Regions from separate parts of the Homo sapiens genome. Here region 2 is linked to region 1. The links are chromatin contacts, found by Hi-C or POLR2A ChIA-PET in ENCODE. All regions are on one chromosome and are shown on one strand. The core of a region is the stretch at or near the end of the contact, and the rest is flanking DNA. Distances in the headings are between cores, read along the strand shown.

The links. Hi-C counts contacts between places; a loop is a spot of excess contacts on that map. ChIA-PET counts read pairs that join two places held with the same protein, here RNA polymerase II (POLR2A). Pooled maps may share reads with other maps.
Region 2: a map of dorsolateral prefrontal cortex shows a loop between it and region 1 (2.5-fold over the local background). The contact joins two enhancer-like sites. A Hi-C loop is called at or near these places in 4 of 168 maps with a recorded cell type or tissue (aorta, dorsolateral prefrontal cortex, heart right ventricle and 1 more) and 2 of 50 pooled maps. POLR2A ChIA-PET finds 5 or more read pairs at or near these places in 4 of 52 experiments (CD4-positive, alpha-beta T cell, Caco-2, MCF 10A and 1 more).

Annotation. Positions count from the first base shown.
Region 1 is chr1:18,997,952-19,000,966 of GRCh38, forward strand. The region is part of intron 1 of LOC105376815 (a long non-coding RNA gene); the gene reads right to left. Among named protein-coding and RNA genes, the nearest start is that of IFFO2, 43 kb to the left of the region's middle. Within about 2 kb of position 1,545, at least 4 of the 41 ENCODE cell types and tissues checked have a DNase peak (open chromatin) inside an H3K27ac peak, as active enhancers do.
Region 2 is chr1:19,065,771-19,068,785 of GRCh38, forward strand. No RefSeq gene overlaps it. Among named protein-coding and RNA genes, the nearest start is that of IFFO2, 110 kb to the left of the region's middle. RefSeq lists a silencer at 2,665-2,959. Within about 2 kb of position 1,586, at least 12 of the 41 ENCODE cell types and tissues checked have a DNase peak (open chromatin) inside an H3K27ac peak, as active enhancers do.

The sequences.
Region 1 (3,015 bases), core at 295-2,794:
ATAGAGTGTGAGGGCCGCAGCCTCATGGATTGTTTGAGCCACAGATTGTTCTAGTCACAGAGCCACAGAAATCCAGTGTCTCAGAACCATCAATTACTAGCATCCTAGAATCAGTAGCTCAAGGAACCACAGGCTTCCAGGACCATCAATCATCAGTTGCCAGAACTCAGCTGTTTAGGGTGGGAAAAGAGCCTTAGAGACCATCCTGTCTGAGGCTTCATTCTGCAGTTAGGGGAACCCAGTCAGCTGATCAAGGTCACAAAGCTAGGACTAGTGGCCAGGCCTTGCTACTCCCTGTCCTCACTCCATTCTAAAGAAGGGCGCAGGAGCGGCAGCAGCCTCAGCTCGTGGACGCTAGGCTCCTCGGAGGTTGGTCTGGTCCCCCCGTAGAAGATTATCTGACACTGTCAGGGCACTTGTGGTCAAGCCCTTCCACTGCATCAAAACCAGAGGCTTCGTGGATTCTAATGTGAGGATGATGTGTTTTGCAAGTCTGGACAGGCCTGGATTCTTTTAACCAATCCTCCACTTCCTCGCCTAATAAGGGAGAATCATGCACCCTTGTGATTTTACCTGGGGCTCTGCCTACTGGTGATTACACAGGAGAGCGAGCCAGTCCTCCTGGGTTTCAGCTTGAGATACCCATTGCCTCATCAGGGTCACTTCAGTTCACTGCTAAGCCACAGAAGGAAATCCAACCTCACTTTCTAAAGGCCTATCACATGCTAGGTTCAAGAAAGTTACTAATACTAAGAAGAGAGAGACCCCATCCCCACCTTTGAGCCCCTTAGAGTCCACTGAGACAGTCAGATATGTATGTGATTATATTAATATGTCAAAGCAGAATGTGATGGTAATACACACAGAAGAGACAGAAATTAAGAAAAGCTTCATGAGAGAGGGGCATCATTTAAATGGAGTCATTCAATGGCTTTTCTACATATCAGTTCCTGACTTCTGCTTCTGGCTGTGATGGAGTAACAAGGACTGGACTTACCTTCCCACCCTAAGCAACTAAAAAACTGAACAAAACCAGCCAGGCGCGGTGGCTCACGCCTGTAATCCCAACACTCTGAGAGGCTGAGGTGGGCAGATCACCTGAGGTCAGGAGTTGGAGACCAGCCTGGCTAACATGGTGAAACCCCGTTTCTACTAAAAATACAAAAAAAAATTGGGGGGGCATGGTGGCACATGCCTGTAATCTCAGCTACTTGGAGGCTGAGGTATGAGAATCATTTGAACCAGAGAGGTGGAGGTTGCAGTGAGCTGAGATTGTGCCACTGCACTCCAGCCTGGGTGACAAGAGTAAAACTCTGTCTCAAAAAGAAAACAAAACAAAACAAACAAACAAAAAAACAGTCCATGAAATAACTTTTTTCAATCATTGAAAAACAGGAATGACTTAATGTGACTCCTAAGAGAAGATAAACAAATGAAAGGAGCCCTATGTTTGCCTTGGTTTTCTTCCTGAAGTTATATTCCAGATCATGGCTTGGGGCGAGGCATACCAAGCAGAATATAGTACTCTTGCAGAACTGAGGATTTGGAGACTGGAATTCAGGGATTCAGCCAGAAGTTGCGTGGCACAGTTCCAGAAAGGAAAACACTATGCAGAAAATAAACTCCAGAAATCTGCATGGGATGTTTTTGAGTTGTTTCTGAGTCCTAGGTCACACATACATGGGATCAAACCCTATGAGACTGGGCAAAGAACAGCTGGAAAGTTGCAAGCTGAACAATTTCCAGAGTTGGCACAGACCAGGAGACACTGCAGTCATTTAGAGTGGTTAGAACTCATTGAAAACCCAGTCAAGGCTGGGCATGGTAGCTCACACCTATAATCCTAGCACTTTGGGAGGCCAAGGATGAAGGATCACTTGAGCCCAGGAGCTTGAGACCAGCCTGGGCAACATAGTAAGACCCTGTCTCTATTAAAAAAAAGAAGAAGAAGGAGAAGAAGGAGGAGAAGAAGAAGAAGGAGAAGAAGAAGGAGAAGATGGAGAAGAAGAAGAAGAAGAAGAAGAGGAAGAAGAAGAAGAAGAAGAAGAAGAAGAAGAAGAAGAAGAAGAAGAAGAAGAAGAAGAAGAAGAAGAAGGAGGAGGAGGAGGAGGAGGAGGAGGAGGAAAGGGGAGGGGGAGGGGAGCGGGAGGAGAAGGAGGAGATGGAAGAGATGGAGGAGAAGGAGAAGAAAAAACCTATTCAGCAGAGAATCCATAGAGGTCAGGCCTTAGCCACAAGCTGAGCTATCCCTAGCATGAAGGCCAGTTCAGACCAGCCATACCAAAGCTTAAAAACAGGCTTCAAAGGGCTCACACTGACTTGCAAATAACTTAGGTGCCTGTTAGAACAAAGCCCAGCATTCTTTTAAAGGAAGGCAACAGAATTGAGACTCTCAACAATGTAACATTCACAAAATCTAGCATCCGGTCAAAACTTACTATATATACCAAGAAGCAGAAAAATGTGACCCATGGTCAGAAGAAAAATGAGTCAATAGAAGTGTACCCAGAAATAACAGAAATGATGGAACTAGTACACAAATATGTCAAAATAGTTATCACAAGTATGTTGAAGTATTTATGGGAAAAGATCATCATAATGAGAAGGAAAATTGAAAATATAAAAAAGAATTAAGTGAAATTTCTAGAGGGGAAAAAAATATAAGTCTAAAATGAAAAATTCATTAAATGGAATTCCCAGGAAATCAGACACTGCAGAAGAAAAGCTCATTGGCCCTGTAGTTATAGCAATAGAATTTATCTAAAGTGAGGCACAGAGAGAATAAAAAAGCCTGGAGGGAAAAATGAGCAGAGCTTAGTGACCTGAAATAAGACATTAAATGGTTTAACATATATGTAATTGAAATTCAAGAAGGAGAGGGGAAGAGAAAGTAACAGGAAATATATTTGAAGAAATAATGGCTGGAAATATTCTAAATTTGATAAAAACAATAAACCCACAGATCCCAGAAGCTCAACAAACCCCAATCAGAATAAACATAAAACTCCACACCAA
Region 2 (3,015 bases), core at 336-2,835, 68 kb after region 1:
GCTCTTGTCACTGTGGGAGCCCTGCTGTCAGCTGTGTTTTCCTTAGACGGAACGGAAACCGCTTCTGTGAAGACCCTTCCTGGGAGTAGGTCCTTCATAACTCCAATGACGCACTTCCAGCGCCGCCTCTGTGCCAGGCTCTTGGTGAATCCAATGAGGCATGTTTGCTTTACACATGAAACCGAAGGCCTGGCCAGGTGAAGGGCTGTTGCCCAGCCAGCCCTGAACCCAATCTGGCCCCAGACTCCAACCTCAACCACTTTCCACCCAGCCCTGGCTTCGGGGCCCCATGCAGAGCTGGCAGGTGTGGTGGGGCAGAGGAGGGAGCGGCCTCAGAGAGACGAGGCAGGGAGGGGCTGGGGAGCCGCCTGGAGCAGCCCCCACCCCCTCCCCAGGACTCAGCACAGTCCTGTGGAGAGGAAACGCTGCAGAAAGGCGGGGTCCTGAGGCTTCTGGAACCTGCCTCCCCTGCTCACAGCACTTCAGGGCCCTCGTGGCGCTCAGATTGGCCCCTTCACCAGCCCCTCGACGTCCCTGTTCCTGACACTCCAGGCCTGTCCTGGCTTCCAGGCAAGGGCACCTGCTGCTCCGACGGCCTCCATGTGGGAACCTGTGTCTGGGACTTGTCTCTCTGAAGCAGAGGGGGCTCCCTGAGGTCAGGGCCTGAGCTGGCTTAACTCAGCACGTCCTGTGAGCACCTGTGCCAGGACTGCCAGATTTAGTCAATAAAAATACAGGCTGTCCAGGGAAGTTTGTATTTCAGAGAAATGGTGAGTCATGTTTTTTTAGTATACTCCATACTAAAGACTGTAATAGTTCAGGGCGCTGGCTGAGCCCCCTGTAAACTTGGCACCTGGATCTAATTCTGGTCCTGTCCCAGCCCACTGGGCTCAGGAACCTAGCAAAGCACAGATCCCACTGCCCGATACCCGTTGTGGGTCCCGCCACCGTCAGAGGTTTACATGTATTTGGTGTTTATGTGAGATTCAGATTTAACTTGGCACCTTGAATTTCACCCAGCAGCCCTAACCCAAGCCCCTCCTTTGGGTGAAGCAACCTCATCCTCGAGCCCCGATTCCCTCATTGGAATGGGATTAACAGTGCCTGCCTCAGAGAGGTGACTCGGGACACGACCGTCGGGTATGGAATCCAGCCCTGCACAGTGGGTTCCAAGTGGGGCCCCAAGGCAGAACCCAGAGCGAGGGAAATGGGAAGGTGCTGGGCCCGCGTCCCATGGCCTGGGCCACCCCTGTGATCGATGGCTCTTGAGGTGACTGGAGCCCTTTTGGCTGCCGGGACAGGAAGGGAGGGAGGGACTGGTGGCCCCATTCACACTGTGCTGTGAAAAGCAGCAGCCCTCCAGCCATCACTTCTGAAACTGGGCGAGGAAACAGAGTGGCATTGTCCTTTTGTCTGCTGTGACACTCCGCATGTGACCCTGTCCCGTGAACGAGCAGATTCCCGCCACATGAGGGGGTAGGGGCTGAAGCGCCAGCAGCTCCATGCCCAGCATTCAGGCCCCACCAAACAAAAGCCACCTCCTAATTGCCCTGTTTGTTCTGGCACGAGGGCTGATGGGGGTGCCTGCGGAGCTCCCTGTCAGCCCGGCCTGGAGCTGGTTCCCAGGGCCTTGCACCTTGTCCGCCCAGCCCCGAGCACGGCTCCCAGCCTGCGGCCAGTTAACCCTTGGCTGTGGCTGCCCTGCCTGCCTGCTGGGCACCTGGCCAAACCCTGGATCCCAGAGCTGTGCCCTCCTGCTGGGAGCTGGGATGATCTAACCCAATCCGTGCCCAGACCAGATGGGGAGCAGGGCCAGGTGAAGAAGCAGGGCTCAGGCTGGCTGGACAGGGAGGCTGCATCTCACTTACGTGCTGTGCAGCCTTGGGTAGGTGAGTTTGCCTCTCTGAGCCTAAGGTTCCTCATCTGTAAAACAGGAAGAACAACAGTAAAAGGACTGGAGATCACGTGAGGCATGGTGATCCTGCTGGAGTGGGTGCTCAGTAAATACAACTCTGGTACAGTTCCCAGATCTCTGAAGCCGGGAACAGCCTAACAAGGGGTCCAGCCAGGACTCCTTGTCGGGACCAAGCTGGCTTGTGGACAGAAGGGGTGGATGGGGTGTCAAGGTCATTGGCCAAAGGCAGCAGAGGGATCTAAGGAACAGAGTCCAAAGAACAATGAGCCTGAGACCCTGTGCCCTTCACTCCTGCCCATGCCCAGAACACCCCCACCTCCCATCCTGCGTGAGAGTTCGGGGCTCTGGATGACTTCCCCCTGTAAACTTGGCACCTGGGGCTAATTCTGGTCCTGTCCCAGCCCCCTGACTCAGAAACTCAGCAAAGCACAGATCCTGCTGCCCCATACCCACTGTGGGTCCCACCACCGTCAGAGGTGGTGACCTTAGATACCTCCCACCACAGCTTCCTCACCCCAGCGCCCCAGAAGCTCATCTCCCTTTTCCTGAGAGGCCTGCCCAACCTCTGGCAATGTCCCGAGAGGCTGCCAGAGGCTGGCACCCCACACCCCTCAGGAGGAAGCCCGCAACCTGCTGCAGATGCTGAAGGTCACTGGGGCTTGTGGCAGTGGCCGGAGATCGGCACCGACTCAGAGCCAGGAGTAGCCAGAGGAGGTGAGCTGGCGGGATACTTGTCTTCATACTCCATCGTCACTTTGACCCCTAAAACAGAGCACCAGCTCCCCCCACACTTCAAGCCAGGCACCTCCCACCCCACTCTTTCCTCCAGGAAGTCATCACACTGCTGGGTGCCCACCTGGAGTGCTGCCAGGCCCCACGTGCCCGGGACCCTGTTGGCCTGTGTGCGATGTGGGAAAGTGATGGACTGCAAGTTGGGGGCCTCAGGCAACTCCGCTCCTGCTCTCCATGCCCACTGTCCCCAACCCTAGAGTGAAGGGGTCAGAGTTCACCTTCAAGCTCTGAAGTCAGGGCAAAGGGGCACAGAGTGAAACGCAGTGGGTGCCGACCCCGGCACCCTTGGCCAGGGGCAGCTCCCAGGG